Regions from separate parts of the Homo sapiens genome. Here region 1 is linked to region 2. Evidence: chromatin contacts called from ENCODE Hi-C or POLR2A ChIA-PET data. All regions are on one chromosome and are shown on one strand. Each heading gives the region's core, a stretch centred on a gene start or an enhancer-like site at or near the end of the contact. The rest is flanking DNA. Distances are from core to core; before and after follow the strand shown.

Region 1 (2,781 bases), core at 280-2,779, 220 kb before region 2:
TGGCCTCTGCTCTTTAGAGGGTCCCAGTCTGGCTCTCCTCAGGGAGTGAGAGACCCCTGGGGCCACCTGGAAACTGCCCACTCTTGTAAGATGTTGCTCAGCGTTCTTGGGACCCAGGAATTCACTGCTCCAAAGGCCCTGAGTTCACTTTCAAGGCTTGGTTCTGCAGGGTGTACTCATGTGTGCACCCTGAGTCTTGAGGAGTAGACAAAGGGCTTTTGTGGAGGATGAGGAGGGAGATTGGATGTGAGCACTGCTGTGTTCATACGTGTGCTGTGTTCTGATCCTTGAGATTTGGATCAGAGCCAGAGGTGGAAAGAGAAGAGGATGGGGTGTAGTTGGGGCTGGCCTCCCTATGCCACTGACTACTTGAGAGGAACATTGAAGAACTGAAAATTCTACAATCGAAGTTGGCTTTCCAGGTTGTTATAAAGAAGTATTTGTCAAGACAGGAGGTATAACATATTTCATTTAAAAGTTTGCTAGCTTGTTTTATAGCTTTTAAATATTTAGACACGTAAGATGTGAGCCTTCTTTTATTAGGAATGGGCTTGAGTATCATAATTCCTTGCATTTGTTGTCTTTAAACTAGAAACTCAGTAATAAATGGTAGAAGTGTCCAGTTCCTGTAAGGCTGCTTAAGTGGATTTTTACTAAATATTAAGTGTTTTCAAGAAATTGTGTTAAGATTCGCCTCACTTTCCACCAATACTACATGTCTTTGGCCTCCCCACAACCTTAGAAATGTACACCCAGAACTGAATTAAGTAATTTAGAATAAGCTCACATTTTAAAGTTACTTTCAGAAACCAAATTTGAAGAAAGTGAAACAATATCCTTTGCCCCTTACTTCTGGGTAAAAGACAGAAATCACAACTGTCCAAATCTAGACAACAATCTTTATGGTTAACTTATAAAGTGAGAGTTAGTTAAAAATTTCATAAAAATTAGAGAAAATTGTAGCAAAGCCATCACTAATTTACCCAGGAAGTATATTAAGACATTACATGCTTACAAGTTATTTATAAAGTCCCGGACATGTTTGTTGATCTGGTTAAAACAACACTAAGTACTTCCAGAAAAATTCCTTTCTAGATAAAAAGATCTGATAAATCAGCATGATCATCAGATTTCTCTAATAAAAGAAAGGGTGTTGGAAAGAGTGAATTCCAGATAAGTCCTGTGTAATGCTCCTGAAAGCCATGAGGTCACCAGTAAATTAAAGTTGGATTTGGGGCCCAGAATCTGTTATAGCTGTTTGTATTCTCCTAGGCTGGAGGCCAGACAGCTAGAAACAGGGCCGAGATCCTCAGGGAGTCTAAGTCCTCTTCATGCAGCACTTGACACCGTTATTGCACCTCTGGAATCTAGTAGGTTTCACTAATATGTTTTGGGGGGCTCTGCACGTCATGTGATAAAATTGCATTGCGAGTCTGTGACCGAAGATGAGATCATCTTTCTTAGCTCATCGTTTCAGGCAAGGGCCACCCTCCCCATAGGTGGAGTAGCACAGAGTGCACTGTGATATGAAGAAAGAAGGAACTGAGATTTTTATCATGCAGTGATCCTGTGCCAGGCAGGGTGCTGGGTTCTTTCTTAAATCATCCAGTTAATCCTTACAATGACCCTGTAAGAAGGTCGGAGAGGGTAAGGCATATATCCAAGCTCACAGAGCTTAACAAATGGCAGATCCTGGAGTCATTCTGCTCTCCACAGGATGCCCTGTTCGGGGCTTTTTCCTCAACACCACACTGAGGGGTGTCAAGAGCCTCTCTTGCACTGGAAGATTATTTAGCTTTTTAGACTCAGGACTCAGAAGAGCCTTGGAGATTATATAGTCACCGAATCCTGACACCTGTGCATTTGCTGCTGAATTCACAGCAGTTCTAAGCCAAGCATATGAGCGTCCCCCTAGCATTGATCTGCTACTGTGCCTAAAAGTTTCCCCTGCAGTGACTATTCCACATGAAACCATTGTGCCTTGTTAAATAAAATATGACTGTATCATGAAGACACCACCAATACTTAGGTTCAGGTGATTTTATGCCACTAGTAAGAATCCAAGGACAATGTGTTATTGGGGAGAAGTAGAAAAAGGAAAATCTGGGGTAGCACCTGGCATGCTCTTTCTCCAATTTTCTACTACTTACTCCTATTCCCCAAATTCTCCCATCAAGGAGGAAATGAACTCTGAGACAGAAGATGAGTTTTCCTCAAAGCTTGACCAGGATATAAGTGGATGCCTTATTGGGCAAAGCAGAGGGTAACCAATTAGAAGGCCCTGGCTTCTCTTGATTGATAGCTGAGAACTCGTCAGAGGGATCAGTGCTTTCTCTGTGTATTGCTGGAGTCTGAAAGTGTGACTCTCATGTCACTGATTCATTTCTGAAGTGTTAAATTCAGAATAAATTTTTGATAATCAAAATGAACTTAGAGAACTTTGTTGTTTGGCATTGTCAAGAGTGAAGAATTCTTGCCTAATGCAAAAAGTCATCCATGAATTTTCTGCCATATTAGTTTGAGCAAAACTGTGTTTTTTGCCCTACTGGATCTCTTAATGTAATGACATGTTTGGGATTTTGAGGTTGAAATGAATTTCTGATAAAATAACCATTCCAATGATAAAATGTAAAATGGTAATGCAAGATCAGTCACTCTCGTTATGAGACTTCTGGCTCATATGATTATAAGTGTTAAAGCCAGGCAAAATCTTAGGCGTAGAGTTCCAAGAAATATTATACTTTACTCAAAAGGCGTGCAAGGGATGTTCCAGAGTTGTCA
Region 2 (2,831 bases), core at 102-2,601:
ACAGTAGGTCTAGGTAGAACCTGAGATCCTGTTTCTTAAGCAATCCCAGGTGAGGCTGATGCTGCTGCTCAAAGAACCACAGGTGGAGTGCGGTTCTGGGCCCTCTGCTTAGTGTCAGTCATCCTTGGATAGTGGTAGCTGTCTCCACGAACTAGTCCCAGGTTTCCTTTTCCATTCAGTAAAAGACCACAAGACCAGATTAAGTACAGAGCGGAAGTTGCTTTCACACAAAGAGATAACAGAGCAGTGAAGGGATAACAGTTAACAAATTGTAATTATAACCATACAATTAAGTGGACGAATTTTATTTTTCTGTGACATTTTACTTCAGAGCATCTTTCCCTTGTATTTCAATATTAGAAGTAAAACCAAACATACTTCTTAGTCACCCAGTTTCTCTCTCTCTCTCTCTCTCTCGAAATTATAAAAACAATTAATGCATCCTGACCCTTGGAAATGCCTCCCAGCCCTTTAAACAAAATGCAGGTTTGGTGCCTGCCTGACGATTAGTTTTAGTTAACTGAAAATTATAGGATTGACCCAAGAGGAAAATTTTGTTTGCACTCCAATCACTTTTACAAATTAAGGAAAATTACCACAATTTTGTTTAGCTAAGGTTTCACACTGAGTTCAAGAAATTAGCTCAGCCATCCCAACAAAGTCAGCACTTTGTTAGTGAGCACTTGAAAAAATAATAGTCTTTCTGGAGTTTTGTGGTGTATACAAACGAAGCGTAGAGAAAGCTATGATGCTTTATAGAAGTAGGCCAAGTGTTTTTAATTAGGCTCATTGGTTCAGCGTAAGTTTTGAAGAATAATCAAACTAGCAGATTAGCTGTTTCTTTTAAAGCTAGGATTTCTTGCCATTCATTTTTCCCATGAGAACTTCCACATAGCAGTGTGTGTGTGTGTGTGTGTGTGTGTGTGTGTGTGTGTGTGTGTGTCTGTGTGCATGTGTGTGTGTGTGTGTGTGTGTGTGTGTTTTACAAGTCTCATTATGGGGCTGCAGGAAAAGGACCAATTGAAACTTCTGATACTGTAACATTCCCCAGCATCATTCCAATGGATGGGAGTTTTTCACAATGTTCCCCCACTGAACTCGGTGTTCTGGAACATATTTCAAAACCACAGAGGCCAAATGTTTTCTCTGAGAAGTTTGGACTCTGTTTTTGGCCGAAAACATTAGGCCTCGCTGGCTGCTTATTTACTCAGCTATTAAGAACAAGAAAAGGAGAAGAAAAAGAAGAAAATGCTTGTGTGGTGGGAGGTACAGGAGGCAATCAGGCATGGTTTCCGCTTTGGTGACAACGTCCCTGCCCATTAATGGTTCCATTTTGTGGTCAGGTCTCATTTAGAAGAAATTATTTTTAATCAGTCTTCAACAAAATATCCCCTAGAGCCACCTGGCCATAAAAGTTAGAAAAAAAAATCACCCTCATTAAATTACTTAAGTTCTCAAGAGAAAAGAGCTAGGGATCCATCATTATTTGGAGTTTTTTTAAACACTAAAAAAAAAAATTGCCATCAGTTTAAGAAATCACATCTTAGAAAATCTATATCACACTGGAATTAAGAAAAAAGTGTTGGATTTTCAAGCCTAGAAAAGTAGTTAAGGGTAAGAGCAATAAGTTGGCGCATATGCACATGTATACATCTGTGGGAAATTTAAGGTATGAAAAAATGCTTCTGGTGATCTGGCCTCAAACTGTGGGCACCAGACAAGAAGCCTTTTTTTTTTTTTTTAAATATTCTAGAAGAGAGTTCTAACCTCTCCCCATATCGGAAAAATAAAAATCTGAAGAAATTGGCACAATGATTTCCCCTCTGGTATAGTTACTTGGCTGTTAACAGTTATTGTGACATCACATCATTTCTGATGAAAGGGAATCTGTGTTCATTGGTGACCTACACATGGACCTTTTGATCATTAGCATTAAATGCCTCTACCATGCGTTGCTTGTTCATGGCTGGGGCTACTGGCCTCTGTGATTTACTCAGTTTACCTCTGCTGTCACCACTTAATAGTAAGGGTATAGAGATGGCTCATAAAACCTCTCTGTTCTTTGTATCCAAACAACTGCTCAGATCATTGCAAATGTACGGCCCCCTCCTTTGTCCACCCACAGAAGTTCACACTTCATTTTCTTTAACATCCATAGTATTTCAAGATGTGAGGCTTGGTTTTCTGGATTGGGTGAGCTAACCCTCTTATTTGTTAGTGAAATATCACTTGGAATTTTTCCCTTGAAAAATATTATTGAGCTGAAAAGTAACACCCCAAACTAAGGCCTTATTGCTGTTTTTAAAGTATGCAAGAGAGAGTTGGCATTTGTAGATGTAAATGTCTCTAAAAGTCCATAACATTAAAAAAAAAGAAAAAAGGCAGGAACAGCATGGCCTAATCTATACTAATAAAGGCAGACCTTTTGGGGAGGGAAGAATCTGACCAAGCACAGATTGCCTGCAAGCTGGCTCCCCTTGTAAGGATGGTAAGCAAGCGTACATCTCTCCCTCATTGGTTCTTCAGACCAGAGACGCACGAGGAATCCATAGCTGCTAATGTGCCATGCCCTTGTGTTTGTCCAATCAGAGTCACAGACTCTGGAAAGTGAATCCTGACTGGATTAGAAGCAGAAAAGCTCAATAGCACTTTCTAGATCTTACTTTATTGTGTCCAGTTATTCTTATGTAAATGTAGGGCAAGGCTGACTTTAATTTTCAATAAATGTTTTCTAAGAGAAGGAAACAAAAACACTATCTAATCACAGGATTGATTTCAAAGCCCTATTATCGTTTCTGGTCAGTCCAGTGGGAATTAAATCCACTATAACC

The links. A loop is a pair of places that touch in the nucleus more often than their neighbours do. ChIA-PET counts read pairs that join two places held with the same protein, here RNA polymerase II (POLR2A). Pooled maps may share reads with other maps.
Region 1: a loop to region 2 is called in a map of ascending aorta, with 2.0 times the contacts of the local background. The contact joins two enhancer-like sites. A Hi-C loop is called at or near these places in 3 of 168 maps with a recorded cell type or tissue (aorta, ascending aorta and vagina) and 1 of 50 pooled maps. POLR2A ChIA-PET finds 5 or more read pairs at or near these places in 3 of 52 experiments (OCI-LY7, activated B cell and activated CD4-positive, alpha-beta T cell).

The regions. Positions count from the first base shown.
Region 1 is chr5:158,994,524-158,997,304 of GRCh38, reverse strand. All of the region lies in intron 6 of EBF1 (EBF transcription factor 1), which reads left to right. Among named protein-coding and RNA genes, the nearest start is that of EBF1, 100 kb to the left of the region's middle. Within about 2 kb of position 1,529, at least 4 of the 41 ENCODE cell types and tissues checked have a DNase peak (open chromatin) inside an H3K27ac peak, as active enhancers do.
Region 2 is chr5:158,773,896-158,776,726 of GRCh38, reverse strand. The region is part of intron 10 of EBF1 (EBF transcription factor 1); the gene reads left to right. Among named protein-coding and RNA genes, the nearest start is that of EBF1, 320 kb to the left of the region's middle. Within about 2 kb of position 1,351, at least 11 of the 41 ENCODE cell types and tissues checked have a DNase peak (open chromatin) inside an H3K27ac peak, as active enhancers do.